Linked DNA regions of Homo sapiens: region 1 is linked to region 2. Evidence: read pairs that join two places in POLR2A ChIA-PET (ENCODE). Cell type or tissue: GM12878. All regions are shown on one strand. Each heading gives the region's core, and the rest is flanking DNA. Links, peaks and the distances in the headings are about the cores only. Region 1 holds the start of FARP1-AS1 (FARP1 antisense RNA 1). Region 2 overlaps STK24 (serine/threonine kinase 24).

Region 1 (8,326 bases), core at 70-8,069, 110 kb before region 2:
GCAGCGGCTACATCCCACTGCGCCCCATGGACCCCGCAAAGCCGTAACCTAAGAGCAGAGGCCGAACAGGAAGTGTTTTAAGGAGGGAAACAGTGATACCAGGCTTGTTCTAGAAAAACCGTTGTTAATATCTAGAATATATGGCGGACTCCTACAAATTAGTTGTTAAAAAAAGGCAACCCAATAGGTAGAAGACTTGGCAAAGTAATTGAGACAGTGACAGTTCACAGAAGGGGAACACAGGTGCCTCCTGACATGGTTTGTCATTGACCATCTGTCTTTAAAACAAACCATGCTGGCCAGGGGTGGTGGCTCACACCTGTAATCCCAGCACTTTGGGAGGCCAAGATGGGAGGATCACTGGAGGCTGGGAGTTCAAGAGCAGCCTGGGCAACACAGTGAGACCTTGTCTCTACAAAAAATTTAAAAATTACGAGCATGCACCTATAGTGCCGGCTACTCAGGAGGCTGAGGTGGGAGGATCGCATGAGCCCAGGAGTTGGAGGCTGCAGTGAGCTATGATTGCACCACAGCCCAGGCGACAGACCTAGACCCAGTCTCTAAAAACAAAACCATGCTGCCTCTTGCCTCCACACCTTGGTGCATTCCGTTCCTTCTGCTTAGAGTCCTGGCCACCACCTCCTTGGCCTTTCCTGGCCAGCTCTCTCTCGTCCTTTAAGCCTCAGCTTGTGCCTGGCACCTGATGTTGAGCTGACCTCCTGTCCGCCTTGTCCTGTCACACTGGCATTGCCTGTGTGTTGGCCGAGCCCGGAGGAAAGGACCCAGGGCCCCTCCTGGCTCTGAGGACTCCTCAGATCTGTCGCCCATGGGGGTGAGAGCGGTGTGTGGTTTTGAAGGCGCTGTTCTTGGCGGACTCATCCAGTTCCACTCTGCTATTTCTCTAAACAGTACCCAATGGAGATAGGCTATCCTTGATGATTGAGGAAGAGAGTGCTAGCTAGCTTAAAGCATGAAGTGGCAGCACTGTAGGAGCCTAGGTTTCCAGAGCTAGAGGGACACTGAATGCCAAGGGCTGTTCCCAGCACGCCCCTGCCCCTGAGCACCGGGGGCCGGGGTGCCATCATTCCATCATTTTCCTCTCAGAGCTCCCCACTACCCCCCAGCCCTGCCACTGAGCACTGGATGCCAAGTAAATGTTTATTGGACCAAACTGGGTGGTCATGTCTGAAAATCGAGCAAGGCCTGGGATTTGTCACTATGGCTGAGACCGCATTCTCTGATAAGCCTGGGAGAATTTAACTCGCATCCTTGGGGGAAAAAACAAGAAAACTAAATGCTTCCCTTCCAACACTGAAATGCTGGGGGAAAGCAGTGAAAGAGGTATTTAGAGTTCTGAAGACTGAAGTTCAGTCAACAAGTATTTCTTGCTTTTCTTGACCAAACTACCCAAGTGCTCAGCCGCTGGGGACTTGAGTGCCACCCAAACTTGTCAGCCACTGGGGACTTGCGTGCCACCCAAGCTTGTATTAATCAGGCACTAGCTTCTTTTAAATATTGGATGCCCACCAGTATAGGGGAGCCGTGCCTCTATCGAAAAATAAAGGCCTGATGTGGTGGCTCATGCCTGTAATCCCAGCACTTTGGGCGGCCAAGGCGTGTGGATCGCCTGAGGTCAGGAGTTCGAGACCAGCCTAACCAACATGGTGAAACCTTGTCTCTACTGAAAATACAAAATTAGCCGGGCGTGGTGGCACGCACCTGTAATCCCAGCTACTCGGGAGGCTGAGGCAGGACAATCACTTGAACCTGGGGGCAGAGGTTGCAGTGAGCTGAGATTATGCCATTGTACTCCAGCCTGGGCAACAAGAGCAAAACTCTGTCTCAAACAAATAAAAGAAAAGAAAAAATTTGAATTCTACAGCAATTCTTCACAACCATCTTGGTAAACAGTGTAATTTCCACACAAGACAGAACTGGGGTGTGGTGGAATGTTAGTTACCTGGAATATACTGACACTTCACAATATCAATTACACCTCCTCCCAAGGAGGTGCTGACTTTGCTCCAGATTTTTCTATGGCCTCTTTGTGCTCACTGTGCCTTGTTCTTTCCGAGTAACAGGAGGGAAAAGAAAAGTCTCTACCCAGGGACAAAATTCAAGGCAGTCTTCTTCCCCCGTGTCTTTCCCCTCTAAGCCAACAGGTCCGTCTAATTGAAGGACAGCTGTATGCCACGTCACCATGCAGGGGTCACTTAGTTTTAAGATGCTAAAGTGAAGCAAATAAATACAGAAAATACACCATCAATTTTTATTATAGAGAAATAGCACTGTTTTTGCTCAAAAGACACCTTTGAATACTGTGCAGGGACTGGAGTGATTTCCCTGCAGCGTTGAGCTGACAGCTGCTAGGGGAAGACCCCTGCCTGCCTTTCCCGCTGCAGACTGTGTATGTCTTTCCTTCACAGCCGCTTTGGCAGAGATCACGGAGATGGTGGCACAGCTCCACGGTACGATGATCAAGATGGAGAATTTCCAGAAGCTGCACGAACTCAAGAAAGATTTGATTGGCATTGACAATCTTGTGGTTCCGGGAAGGGTAAGCAGCAGTGGCCTCACTATGCACTGCGCGGGGAGCAGAAAGGAGGCATCGGAGGGACTTACATTTGAACCTTTTGAAGAGAGACCCTTGCAAAGCAAAATGTCCTCTTTCCATCCACCTGGGAGACAACTGGAAAAACACAACAGTGTCGTTAGTTCAGAATCATTGTGTTCGGAGGAGATAAAGCAATCCTCTGACCTCATATTCTGCTTTTTCTCCTTACGGGGTGATTCGCTTCTTTACCTTTTCCCCTACCATATCCCACAGAAGATTTGAGATTGCTTATTTTATTTTTTTTAAATGTACATAAATGAAAATGGAAAATTAAAAAAAAAATTAGGTAAATAGTAATAAAGCCAGAAAGGTAGTGCATTAAATTATGCTAGAAATTCCCATGCAGGTATGAAGTGTTTTTTTAAAATTCAATCTTCCATATATAATTTAATTTGAGTTCAAAATTAAAATACCAAATCTTAGCTGGAAAGCAATTCCAGGAGAGATGCAAGTTCACTGACACTGTCGCCTACCCCTCCCCAGCCCCCTGCCTGAGATGCAGGTGATTCCTACTCAACAGGGCTTCCCGCACACACTCCTTCCAGGCCAGTGACAATGTGGAGGACAGGAACAAAGCCTGCCTTCTCCACTTCCCTTCCTAGAAAGCCATCATCACCCAGGAATCAAACGTATCATTCAGTTGCTGCGTCTCATCAAATCTCTCTCTGGGATCTTTACCCTGTGGCGCCCCCATTTCAAATGCTACGTCACCCAGGTCGAGAGACAACTCACTGTAGCTGCTTTGATCTGCTGCTGCAGGATCCAGTATCTCAGGGGCTTTTAGTCTTTTTCCAACAAGCAGCTGCCCTGGAAACTTGACATCTGTAACTCAGGGCAGGGGAAGGAAGCTCTCCTTGTTTTGGAGCATTTCTGTCAGGAAGCCTAATTACAGAACTGACCAGAAGCCACGTTGTGAGAGATTGTCAGAAGAGCCATGCGGTAAGCGCTGGCAGAAATTAGAGCTGGGATGGCCTCAGCTCTGCTGGTGACAAGATCCTGCCAGGCCTCGGCACTTAATGACCTTATTTACCCATCCACACGGAACCCTCAGAAAAGCCCTGTGGAATCGATGTAATTTTCTCTCAGCTTTGAAAGTTATAAAATATTTAGCATCTCATGCTACATGGTGAACAGACCACTGATAAAGAATTCCTTTTTTTGAGGAAATGTTTTCCACTGCAATGGAAAGAACCTTGGATTGGAGGAGGTGGCCCTGGGTTCAAAGTCTCGCTCTACCAGTGCCGGGGTGGCGGGGGACCATGCACATGGAGACCATGGCCTCTCCCTCATAGGTCATTAAGATCAAATGAGATTTGCTCTGTGAAAATGACATAATACATATTAATTATCTTCGTTTTCCCCCACCTACATTTAATTGAAGAGATGAAAGGTAGCCATAGAATAGTGGCATTAACTACATTGCAGAGCACAACGGGAAGCATTTTGCTCTATCACACACTGGCCGATCAGGTGATGATGGGCAAGTTTCTTAATCATTTGCCCCTCAGTCTCCTTATCTGAAAAATGGGAATAATGATACTGAAGGTGCAGGCTCACGTCTGGAGCTCCTGTAATCGCTCCGTGTCGCAGGTGATCAGTGATTATCTGAGGCTGGTGGTGCAGGCGGTAAGAATTATTTACGAAGACAGTTATAGATAAAGAAAGGCAGGCTTATTCGAGAAGTAGGAAAATACATTGCCAGAAAGCAACAGCAAGAAAGCAACAGCAAGGGAGGAGCTGACTGCAAGGAGACAAAGGCTTGCTGGGGATTTTTACCGGGTGGTGTCTGTGCTGTGTGCCCAGGAGGGCTTCGTGCAGGGTGATAACGCCGCGGTTGCAGCGAACTCACTTGCGTTTTTCTATCAGCCAAGGCTCTGGTGATAGCTGGGCGCAGGAAGATGGTGAGTTATCTGTGCAGGAGGGCTGTGTCCTGGACCGTGAAGAAAGGCAGACCTGTATAGCTTCTCCGCTTTGTCTTTTTGCTTTCTCTCGGTCCCACCAGCCTGGCTCCTTTTCCCTTATTAGGACTCCACACTTAGGACAAGCCAGGCGCATCCCATGTGCTCCAGAGAGGAGGCCATTGTTATTAGTAAAGGTGAAGATGGAATTGGGGTACTCCTTCCTAAGCTCAGATGATCCCCTGATTCTTGGCACTCATCAGGCCGCCACACATCCACTCATTGTTTCAAATCAACCCTGAGCAGAATGGGAAGGTGGGATCGGAGGCGCCTGAGGGAGCACGTTCTGGAAGTAGATGGTGGCGATGGTGGGGCTACCTTGTGAGTCCACCAAGGCCACACATGCTCAAGTGTTTGTGGATTCTACCACAATTTAAAAATGATCATTTTTTTGTTTTTAAGTGCTTGTGCCCCTGCGATCCATGCCCTCAAGAGTGTACAGCCCCGGGGAGGATGTCACTCGGGAGGCAGAGGTGCCTTGGACACATCTGCCTCTCACTCCTTTATCCTCAACGCAGTTACTGCTCATTGAGAAGCAGGGTTTTCAATCATGGAGAAGCTTCCTCCAGCCACAGTGCTCCCATGTGGCCTCTCGGTCCTCAAGGGTCCCTTGCTGCCACTTTTTATAGCCTCTTTCTTCTTTGAGAACTGCTTGGGGTCCTTCTGATCTCCCTCACCGTGGGGAGCCCTGGGGATCCTGGGGTTACACACATGGTCCTCAGAGAGGCCCGGGCACTCTTGAACCCGACCGTCCGTATCCTTTGTTGGGGGAGCTGCTGGTGGTACCTGCCCTGTACCTTCCTGGGGAGGAGACAGATGATCCCTAGAGAGGGTTTAGCACAGCACCTGGGGCAGAGCAATGGTGCAGTGAATCGCAGCTGAGTGCTGTAACTTCCACCATGCAAGGGACCCAGGTGGGAGGAAGCCAGTAGGTTTGCACGCTCGCAGTCCGTTCTTGGGGTCTGCACGCTCGCAGTCAGCCCTCAGGGGCTACAAATTTAGCCCTCGGGGTCTGCACACTGGCCGTCAGCCCTTGGGGTCCGCACGCTCGCAGCCAGCCCTCCGGTCTGTCTCCCCTGCAGGAGTTCATCCGTCTGGGCAGCCTCAGCAAGCTCTCGGGGAAGGGGCTCCAGCAGCGCATGTTCTTCCTGGTGAGTGGAGAGAGCGGCTTGTCCTCACAAGGATTGTGTCACCTGGGCAAGCAAGGCTCCCAAGGCCGGACCTCGGCCACCCAAGTGAGGGACCTGGGGTAGAGGAAGAGCAGCCAGAGGTGCCCAGGCCCAAGTTGTTGAGGACAGTGAAGGCACAGTTGAGGACAGGGAATGCTGGAGGGAAGCCTGCTGTCCAAACGTGGTCTCACCTCCACACACTTCTGATTCCTCCAGTTCAACGACGTCCTGCTATACACGAGCCGGGGGCTGACGGCCTCCAATCAGTTTAAAGTCCACGGGCAGCTCCCGCTCTATGGCATGACGGTGAGTACAGCACAGGCTCGTGGCCAGGGCCTGTCCTCGGGGGCAGCAGGTGCGGGCGCTGCTGACCCGGCGATGAGGAGGGAAGGAGACTGGATAGGGAGGGAGAGGGTGGCTAGTGGCATCTTGGTTACAAGACATGGGCTCAAAGACCATCGAAGACCATACAACCCTTTCACCTAAAAGCTCGAGCCTTCTAGGGCTTCTCTAGTGGGGCTCTGGGGACACGGCTCCTTCTCCTGCACATGGGATGTGCAGGTCCATTCCTTATAGAATCGAGTGAAAGGGTAAGCTGACAAGGCCGCGTGGCATGAACTCGCCTCCCACAGCCTGTGCCTGGCCCCAGGGGCCCCGACAGTCCTCGCCACACACAAGGATGACAGCGCCCGCTCCCTGGAGCTGGGCCAGCCACCTCGTCCTCCCCCGAGTTGGTTTGGGGCTGCCTCCTGTCCCCCTTGGCAGGCAGGTGTAGAGGGCGCCTGGGCCTGGGATGTGGCCCTTTGGCTGGTGCCCACGCTGTCCTCCGGGATTGGAGAGAGGGAAGTTTGTGGGCTCTGCCAAAAACATTCAGTGTGCCGCGATCTTCCTGTCGCCTTTCCGATTTGGGTTTTTCCAACTCAGAGTGCCTTCTCCCTCTGTGGGGCTCTGGGTCTCCTGAGCCCTGCTCAGGGGCACCCCTCCTTTTCCAAGTTGCCTGGCTGCCAGCTCAGGGATGTTTGGAAGTGCATCACGTGCCTCATGGTGACGTTATCTTCTCTTGCCCACAGATTGAGGAGAGCGAAGACGAGTGGGGGGTGCCCCACTGCCTGACCCTCCGGGGCCAGCGGCAGTCCATCATCGTGGCCGCCAGGTAACTCGGGAGCCCGCCCCTTGCCTGTTTCCCCTTTGATGTGCTGTGGCCTGAACACCTGACGCGTCTCTGTCTCCAGTTCTCGGTCCGAGATGGAGAAGTGGGTTGAGGACATCCAGATGGCCATTGACCTGGCGGAGAAGAGCAGCAGCCCCGCCCCTGAGTTCCTGGCCAGCAGCCCCCCTGACAACAGTGAGTGTGGCCAGGGCAGCTTTCCCATGCAGGGGTCTGGTTCATGGAGGGACAGCATTTCTGCATCTAAAGCCACCCCATCGGGTAGGCCTCACATCCGTGGTGTACATTTGTGTTTAAAGCCAAAGATCAAGACAGTTCTTTTTCCTAAAAGTAAAACCCCTGAAATCGGCATGAGGGAGCTGGGAAGTCACCTTTTCTGGGCCGGCATTTACCCTTGTCCAGGGAGAGAACATCAGGCTGTTTACACACCCGGGAGGGGCTGGGGCTCTGTGACTGGAGCTGCAGGGTCCATCGAGGCCTCATTAGATTCTGGTTGGGCACCACAGGTTGTGACTGCTGTGAGCCCCCCAACCTTCCAGCACCTCAGAGTGTATCAGGAAGGGGCGCTGGGAGGAAAGATCAGAAGTGCTGCCTTTTGCCCCATCCTGTAGAGTCCCCTGATGAAGCCACCGCGGCTGACCAGGAGTCAGAGGATGACCTGAGCGCCTCGCGCACATCGCTGGAGCGCCAGGCCCCGCACCGCGGCAACACAATGGTGCACGTGTGCTGGCACCGCAACACCAGCGTCTCCATGGTGGACTTCAGCATCGCAGTGGAGGTACGCAGGGGCAGGGCAGCTCTGGTTCCCAGCTTGTGCTGGCCCAGGCAGAACCCAGGCAAACTTCTGGGCCAGGGGCTTGAGGGAGGCTGGGACTGTGGGTGGCCCCACCTACCCGCGGTGGCTGAGCAGGGAAGGATCAACACTGGGCCCCCTTTGGAGCCTGCCGGAGGTATCCCTGCAGGGGTGATGCTGAGTGGGCGCCGACCTCCCACAAATGCAGTCATATCCCTTGGTGCTCATCAGTCCTATTGCCATCCACAAGGTCGTTTTCTCTCTTTCTTCGCCTGTTTTCTTGCCTCTCATGCAGTTAGCCCAGAACACAGGGCCCAGGGCACAGCTGCTGGACAGTTCCATGGCTGTCATGTCCTGAACCGCCCCACGGGAATCTGGTGCATGGGAGGGAGGAGAGTCTGCACGATGGCAAGCAGGTGCCAGCTCCTCCCCATCATGAGGGTCACGGCAGACACTCCTGTGACAAAAGACAGGCTAACAAGGGAAAAGCATGACCAGTTTATTTCATCGTCATTTTACATGACATGGGAGCCTTCAGAATGAAGACCCAGAGGTCCGGCGAAAACCGTCTGTTTTTATGCTTCGCTTCCGTGAAGAACAGGGCGCCGTGGGGAGCTGATGGGA
Region 2 (8,326 bases), core at 87-8,086:
ACGTTCCCGTGGCCCAACTGCAGACACAGAAGTCCCCAGCAGGCCTGGCCCACGAGGGCATCTCCACTTCCCTAACCAGGAAGGTTTCCTGGAAGAGAGGCCAGCTTTGCACTGTGGGCCCCAGGCAACTGGGCCCTGACCCTGCATCTGGGAAGCAAGGGCCCTACTGGGAGTGGCGCAGCCCCCCTGGAGTATCTCATCCCGCCGGGTAGAGCAGGCAGAGGCACAGCCAGCCGGCAGAAGGCAGGGCAGGCCGGAGAGGAGAGGACAGAGCCGCCCGCCCCAGGAGGCAATGCTCCCCACCCTCCAAGCCGACCTGAGGCCAGGGTACATGGCAGGTCCCCTCCTAAGCCAAAGAATCCACACCGAGGCATGCGGAGACGCCTCTACAAGGAAAGACAGTGGTGAAAAAGAAAACAAGCAAAAGGAAAATATTTCCGAATTCCCAAGGGAGAGGGGAAACATTTCAGAAAAATACTCTCAACTCTCAAAGAAATTACAGACAATTCGGAGCACCTTTTAAGTCTCCAAAAAGCATTAACACAGCTAGAGATGAAGGTAATAAAAATCATTATCAAAATAAACATCACATTAAAAGCAGCAAAAAGTAGAAAACAATGACAAAAAAGCATATCATCTGAAGAATGGAAGCGCTAAAAAGATGGAAAAGTGATCAGAAAAGATGTTCCATACCTGAAAATGAAAATAAGCAAAAGGCAAAAACCCCACTTCCAGTTAGTTTATCCTAGGGAAATAGACAAGTGAAAAGATTCATATGTCCAAAGTTTTCCAAAAATGTTTTTAAAGCTGCAAACTACCTAGGTAGACATCAATGTAAAATTAATGACAGGAATTGGTGCCCTTTTGGTTGAGGGACAGGCGTACTCCTGCACACATTCAAAGAAAACATGTGGAATGAGGTACACTGAGATGTTAACAGTATGTTCTCTCTGTTTTTCTGCACTGTCCCAGTTGTTAGCAATGAGCCTATTTCACACAGGCATATTTCGGGAAAAGCAGGGCAACATCTCAATTTTTAACGTACACACGTGCAGATCAAAAAGTGCCAGACTAGGCCGGGCGCAGTGGCTCATGCCTGTAATCCCGGCACTTTGGGAGGCCGAGGCGGGTGGATCACGAGGTCAGGAGATCCAGATCACGGTGAAACCCCGTCTCCACTAAAAATACAAAAAATTAGCCAGGCTTGGTGGCGGGCGCCTGTAGTTCCAGCTACTCGGGAGGCTGAGGCAGGAGAATGGCGTGAACCCGGGAGGCAGAGCTTGCAGTGAGCCGAGATTACGCCACTGCACTCCAGCCTGGGTGACAGAGCAAAACTCCATCTCAAAAAAAAAAAAAAAAAAAGTGCCAGACTTGGCTTCAGGAAGAAGATTTTAAGTTTATTCCTGGCTGCTCAGTCAGTGATTAGACAACTCAAATCCATTACCCTAAATCAATATGGATAATAATAAAGAAGCTAAAAGCGGCAAATGTCTTTCTATATTAGATGAAACATCCTGAATTATATTACACCAAACACTGTAATTACTGCATGACTTTTAAACAATTCTTTCCATAGGGAAAACCGACAAAATGAAAATACAAAAAAAGAGAAATCATTCAAGAAAAAAATGTTACCTTAAAACTCTTCTTCTGAAGCTAAAAAAAACATGAAAGTTTAAAGAAATTGGGAGATCACAGGAATTGCTTAAGATCTGAATATAATTCAACACCAGTCTTAAAGTCCTTGTCATTCTGGGTTTCACTGATGAAGGCTAAGAGTACAGGATTAACTTCTGATACATGAAATTGTTCAGTTTAAAAGACAATGCACAGATGACCGCTGCGGCAAAGGCTGGGCAGGGTGCTGGGGTCCACCTGATGCCTAGTGCCACCCCCACTGTCCCCCAACCCCTGTTCACAAGAGACAGCTGTGAAAGGGCCACTAGCACACAGCATGGCACCTTATCCCAAAGGCAGTGCTATCCCAGATGATCTGGTGAGCAGTTCAGGCAGATCTCAAATGGCCTGGTCCATCTGAGAAAGCCCTTACTTTCAAAAGCCTTCTATCTACCAACTCTTACAAAAACACACACGAGTAAATCACTTTAAAAGCCTTTTTTATAATTTTGCTTTAAAAAAAAAATGAAATCCCCAGACCTGTCAAAAGCTGAATCTATGCCAGAAGGAGACCAGATTTTGCCAAGAATATGGTGAACAGGGACTTCCTTCAGTCCCCTGGCCACAAGTGGCCTCACTCACCACCAGATGGGCTGCGTGTCCTTCCACCTGGTCTCGCAGTCAACCAACCCAGAGATAAGCAGGCCAGCTTATCCTCCAAACATCGCCCACAACAGGCCTGAGCTTCAACCCTACAAACGCAGGTGGGGCAGCCCCTATCACGGAAAGTCAAATTCCCATTTTCAGTTTCCAATGAGATGTCAAGAACCAAGCAACAGGCTCAGGAAGAGCCAAGAAAATTGACTTTCTCAACTAAAAAAAGGCCAGAACACATGAACTCCTTGTGTTTGTCATGTGGACTCCAGTTACTCACACCTGAATCTCTGAGGCCCTGAACATCTGTGTTCCCCCTTCCTTCCATATCTAATTGTTGTTTTTTTTTGTTTGTTTGTTTGTTTTTGAGATGGAGTTTCACTCTTGTTGCCCAGGATGGAGTGCAATGGCACCATCTCGGCTCACCGCAACCTCCGCTTCCCAGGTTCAAGCAATTCTCCTGCCTCAGCCTCCCGAGTAGCTGGGATTACAGGCATGTGCCACCACACTCAGCTAATTTTTTTGTATTTTTAGTAGAGACAGGGTTTCACCATGTTAGCCAGGATGGTCTCGATCTCCTGACCTCGTGATCCACCCGCCTCGGCCTCCCAAAGTGCTGGGATTACAGGCGTGAGCCACCGCGCCCAGCTATCTAATTGTTTTAAGGGGTAACTTTTATGTTAAAATTTATATTAAAATTGTGGCCAGGCCCAGTGGCTCACACCTGTCAACCTAAGCACTTTGGGAGGCCAAGGTGGGAGAATCGTTTGAGGCCAGGAGTTAGAGACCAGTCTGGGAAACATAATGAGACCCCATCTCCACCAAAAATTTAAACAATGAGCCGGGCACGGTGGCACACGCCTATAGTCCCAGCTACTCGGGAGGCTGTGGCGTGAGGACTGCTTGAGCCCACCAGTTCGAGGCTATAGTTAGCCATTACCACATCGCTGCACTCCAGCCTAAGCGACAGAATGAGACCCTATTTCTTTAAAACAAAATTAATGACCAACTATGATAAAAAGTCAATAGGTTGTTTGCAGTCAGCTGGTTTTCCAGTATTTGTACTGAGACACCTCTTGTCCAGGATTCCTGTAATGACACGCCATGGGCTGGGGAGGCAAGATTAAGAGTAAAATCAATAGCTGTGAAATGGTTTTCTCTGCAAGGCTCCCAGTTGTATTCAGCCATCAATTTAGTAAACTTCGCCTTATTACCAACTCTTTGTGACCAAAGGAGCAAACTGAGAAAATACATGATGTGCAAGCACCTTTCCTATACTTCAATATCACAGCCTCATTCACCTTCTCATCTCCAGTAAACTGATCCCACACTGTAGTTCTTATCCACACAGAGCAAACTACTGCTAAACCCTCATGGTAGATGAGGCTATTTATGCAGCTGGGCCACCAAGCCCTCCCCTCTCTCCCTTAAGAACTCAGAGAGACTCTAACTTCCCGCTCCAGCAGCAAATCTACTGGAGGAGCTGACACCACATGAAGAGAAGAACGTGGAGTCTACGGCCAGGTGCATGTGGCTTCAAATCCACCTCCACCTCTTACAAGTTATTTGCCTCTCTAGGCCTTAGTTTACTCACCTGTAAAAAATACAGAAAAATGCATACATATTATAGTTCCTGGGGCTAAAAATAAGATGTTTTCTTATTCTCCTGGGGCTAAAATAAGACAATTTTTTATTTTCCTGGGGCAAAAACAAAGTTTTTTTTAAAACTGGACATAGTAAGTGCTCCCCTGTTCCCATTATGGTGTGACCTGCAGCCTCAGCTGTGTTGTCCTTTCTAAGCCACAACTGCCAATGCTACATAAAGAAGCAGCTGAATCACAAGTGACAGGCACACCCAGTAAATTCCAACTAAAGGCTGAGATAGGAAAATAAATCATCAAGTGACAAGAAACTGTCTCATCTCAAGGGTTTACCCTCAAATCACACAGCTGATGATGCGTACACTTCACTATTATTCTCCCTCGTGTCACATCTTTCTACATGAAAATAGAACAAATGGCTGGGCACGGTGGCTCACACCTGTAATCCCAGCACTGTGGGAGGCTGAGGTGGGTGGATTACCTGAGGTCAGGAGTTCGAGACCACCCTGGCCAACATGGCGAAACTTTGTCTCTACTAAAATTACAAAAATTAGCCAGGCATGGTGGCAGGCACCTGTAATCCCAGCTACTCGGGAGGCTGAGGCAGGAGAATCACTTGAACTTGAGAGGTGGAGGTTGCAGTGACCCAAGATCATACCACTGCACTCCAGCCCAGGCGACAGAGTGAGACTCTGTCTCAAAAAAAAAAAAAAAAAAAAAAAAATAGAGTAAATGACTAGATCTACCATATGACCTTCAATACACATGTGGCTCTCCCAAGGTATGCCCTTTAGTAATAACAAATAGAGAAGACCCCGATCAGTGCCCCGGGGTAGGACAATGGTCATGAGGCCTCCTGCAATTAGGCTGTTGCTAATACAAGCCCCAATGGAGACACTATCCTGAGACCATGTAGATAACACATGCTGTGAAACACAATTTCAGTGAAGAGAATTTTTTTCTTCTGACCATCTGAAACATATGCAGCTAACCACCAACAATGCTTGTGCAACTTCCTCCATTAGCCTAAATACTTCTGTCTTAGTCAGCTCAGACTGTGCAACTTTTATAAACAACATCGATTCATTGCTTACAGTTCTGGAGGTTGGGAAGTCCAAGGTCAAGGCACTGGCAGATTCGGTGTGTACTGAGTGCCATTCCTCATGGATGGCACCTCCTAGCTCTGTCCTCACATAGCAGAAGGGACAAAGAAGCTCCCTCGGACCTCTTTTGTGAGGGCACTGATATGGTTGGAGGTCCCCTTCAAACTGCATGATGAAATGCAATCCCCAGTGTTGGAGGTGGGGCCTGCTGGGAGGTGTTTGGATCATGGGGGTGGATCCCTCGCGGCTTGGTGCTGTCCTCATAATAGTGAGTTCCAGCAAGATCTGGTTGTTTAAAAGTGTGTGGCACCTTCCATCTCTCTCCACTGCTCCCACTCTCGCCATGTGACTGCCTGTTCCCACTTCACCTTCGGCCATGAGTCAAAGCTCCCTGAGGCCTCCCCAGCAGCCAAAGAGAAGCCTGTACCATGCTTCCTGTACAGCCTGCAGAACCATAAGCCAACTAAACCTCTTTCCTTTATAAATTGCTTTATAGCAACAGAAGAACAGCCTGAGACAGGCACTAATTCCATTCATGAAGGCAGAACCCTCATCAGCTAATCACCTAATCACCTCCTAAAGGCCCCACCTCGAAACACAATTGCACTAAGATTCACAACATGACTGTGGAGAGCCATAAGCATTCAGACCACAGTAGCTACCTATTTCCTTGCCTCCTGACTATGCCTGGTGTAACCTCACAGTTAGGTGGTCTCACATCTCTTCAATGATCTTGACTTTTCCACAAGAATCTCACTTCCACAGGTGGGTCGTCTGCAGCATACTACTAGCTCATTAATACACTTTATTTATAGTGGCTAGGGTTGTAACACTGCAGGCTTCCCTTTGATGACTCAATTCAATACTCCACAAAGATTTTCATCCTAGTTCATGAAACGTCATTAACACTGTTAGTCATTTACAACTGAGGGAATTCTCTAGAAGCAGTAAAAGCTTTCTTGTTTCTTCTTTTTCATTTTACATAGGAACAGGCCAAGCACAGTGGCTCATGCCCATAATCCCAGCACTTTGGGAGGTCAAGGGGGGAAGATCGCGTGAGCCCAGGAGTTTGAGACCAGCCTGAGCAACATAGGGGGAACCTGTCCCTACAAAAAATAGTTGGGCATGGTGGTGCACACCTGTAGTCCCTGCTACTTCGAAGGTGAGGCAGGAGGATCGCCTGCGCCTGGGAGGTAGAGGCTACAGTGAGCCATGATCACACCACTGCACTCCAGCCTGGGTGAGGAAGCGAGACCCTCTCTCCAAAAACAACAACAACAAAAAGGAATGGCCTCTTTCTTGTAGTTTTGTCTTCTCTCTCTAAAGACAAACCATCAGTATTTATCACTCAAGTCCAGTTGTCCTTTCTAATACTTATACTGGTGGTCCCATGAAAGCTCAGGGACACAGCATCCTTTTCCCAGCAGGGTAGAAGCCTAAAGCTCTGGGCTCAAAGGTAAAAAAATACTCATTTGCATGTAATTTTGCATAAACTCTCTTGTTTAGTTCCAGATGCCCAATTCTAAGTATGCAAAATAAAATGAAATCATTTATACAGCTTACTGCTTCCAGTGTTTTCAATTCAATGCTTTAACAATAAAAGCAAAAAGAAAACCTTCTGAATCAATTTCTGAATTAAGTTCCTTAATCAACTTCTGAATTAAGTTGAAGATTAAGTTCAACTTAAAAAAAAAAATACATGCATATATATTGTGACCAGCCTATAAAAATCAACACTTGGCCGGGCGTGGTGGCTCACGCCTGTAATCCCAGCACTTTGGGAGGCCGAGGTGGGTGGATCACAAGGTCAGGAGATCGAGACCATCCTGGCTAACATGGTGAAACCCCGTCTTTACTAAAAATACAAAAAATTAGCCGGGCATGGTGGCGGGCGCCTGTAGTCCCAGCTACTCGGGAGGCTGAGGCAGGAGAATGGCGTGAACCCGGGAGGCGGAGCTTGCAGTGAGCCGAGATCTTGCCACTGCACTCTAGCCTGGGCGACAGAGTGAGACTCTGTCTCAAAAAAAAAAAAAAATCAAGACTTATCTACGTTTCCCATTTCTCCTTGTTTTCTGTCCCTCAAGCAAAATCAGAAATAAGCTACGAGGCCACCAAGCCTTCTTCAAGGCTATTCTGAGTTATCTAATCCATTAAGGAGACTTGGAACCCCCGTCATACTTTCTCTTTTTTTTTTTTTCTTAGCACCTTTATCCTACTCCAAACTAAATCTTTCTATCACGGCTTCTTTCCCATTATTTCATGCAGGAGGGAGGAAGGAAAAACCTAACCCTTCTCATCTTTGTCAGGCAACCCAAACTGCAGTCCACTCTGTGAAGAGACCCACCTGCCTGGAATGCCCTCTACCCACCAGCACCTTCAGGAACTGCTCAAATGCTGACTCCTCCAGGAAGGGTTCCTTTCTTTCACCCAGTTTGTACCTCTCTCTGGTTACTATTAGCCTGGACTCCAATGCTTGCTGGAATGTCTGCCCGAAGCTGGCCTGTGAGTTCATTAAGGACAGCAGGTATGGCGTAGGCATCTTCCCCAGGCTCCACCATGGTGCATTAAACATAGCAGACATTCAATAAATCTTTGTTGAGAAATGAGCATCATGTCTCATCAGGAGTATGAAAAGCACTTAAGTGCTGCAGAAATTGGATTGCTTGAGGGGTCTTGGTTAGAGGTTCGTGACATTGCTGATGGACCTGCTGCGATAAGGAAGGAAAAAAAAGTCAAATGGCCTTCGCAAGCCTTCTCTTCAGCTCTAAATGTACGATAGTGAACAATCCTTTGCAGTTAAGGGAACCACAGAATCCTTCCTCTCCACATTAGTTACCCCTGGGGAATAAAATCATGCTTCTGTATTGTCTAATTTTTAAACAATTAGTCATGTATTGATTCTATATTTTGAATAAATTAAACTTTATAATAGCTTGATTTTTATTAAAAGGAATCTTTACATCAGTAGGGAGAGGCACTATGGGGTATTTTCCCCTCCCTACAACGACCACCCACAGGAACAAGGATGATGGGAAGGGACGCAGACCCTGGACGCTGGGTACCAAATTGATCAGAAACATGGGAGAAGGTGTGGTCAGCAAGGTGGGGACAGGCCAGCTGGGGACACAAGTGGCTACGGGACAGCAGAGAGGCAAACCATCTGCAGCTAAGCCGGCGGAGGTCTTCTTCCACTCAACCCAGCTGGGAAAAGACTAAGGGAAATTTGAGGCAGAGAAAACAAAGCAGGAGGTCCTCCTTAGAGAAGGACATGCACTCAGCTTTTAAACCTGGCCTCGAAGTGAATTGGGGAGCAGAGCACCAAAAAGAGCTATGAGAACTGCCCATTAGAAT

What was found. Peaks named below come from ENCODE experiments on the same cell type or tissue, not always from the same donor. Only the 100,000 strongest peaks of a DNase experiment are listed, where the experiment ranks them.
Region 1: POLR2A ChIA-PET joins it to region 2 with 14 read pairs; 3 of 35 experiments call an interaction of 5 or more read pairs at or near these places.

Annotation. Positions count from the first base shown.
Region 1 is chr13:98,433,150-98,441,475 of GRCh38, forward strand. FARP1 (FERM, ARH/RhoGEF and pleckstrin domain protein 1) reads left to right here. Exons shown (of 27, transcript NM_005766.4): 19 at 2,427-2,557; 20 at 5,655-5,723; 21 at 5,958-6,047; 22 at 6,812-6,894; 23 at 6,974-7,086; 24 at 7,521-7,687. It overlaps FARP1-AS1 (FARP1 antisense RNA 1), which reads right to left and starts at 2,691. Exons shown (of 2, transcript NR_046595.1): 1 at 2,623-2,691; 2 at 2,256-2,509. In GM12878, for the core only: no CTCF peak of the experiment used is centred there; no DNase peak of the experiment used is centred there.
Region 2 is chr13:98,544,291-98,552,616 of GRCh38, forward strand. The region is part of intron 1 of STK24 (serine/threonine kinase 24); the gene reads right to left. Among named protein-coding and RNA genes, the nearest start is that of STK24, 29 kb to the right of the region's middle. In GM12878, for the core only: no CTCF peak of the experiment used is centred there; no DNase peak of the experiment used is centred there; H3K27ac peaks cover 497 bases.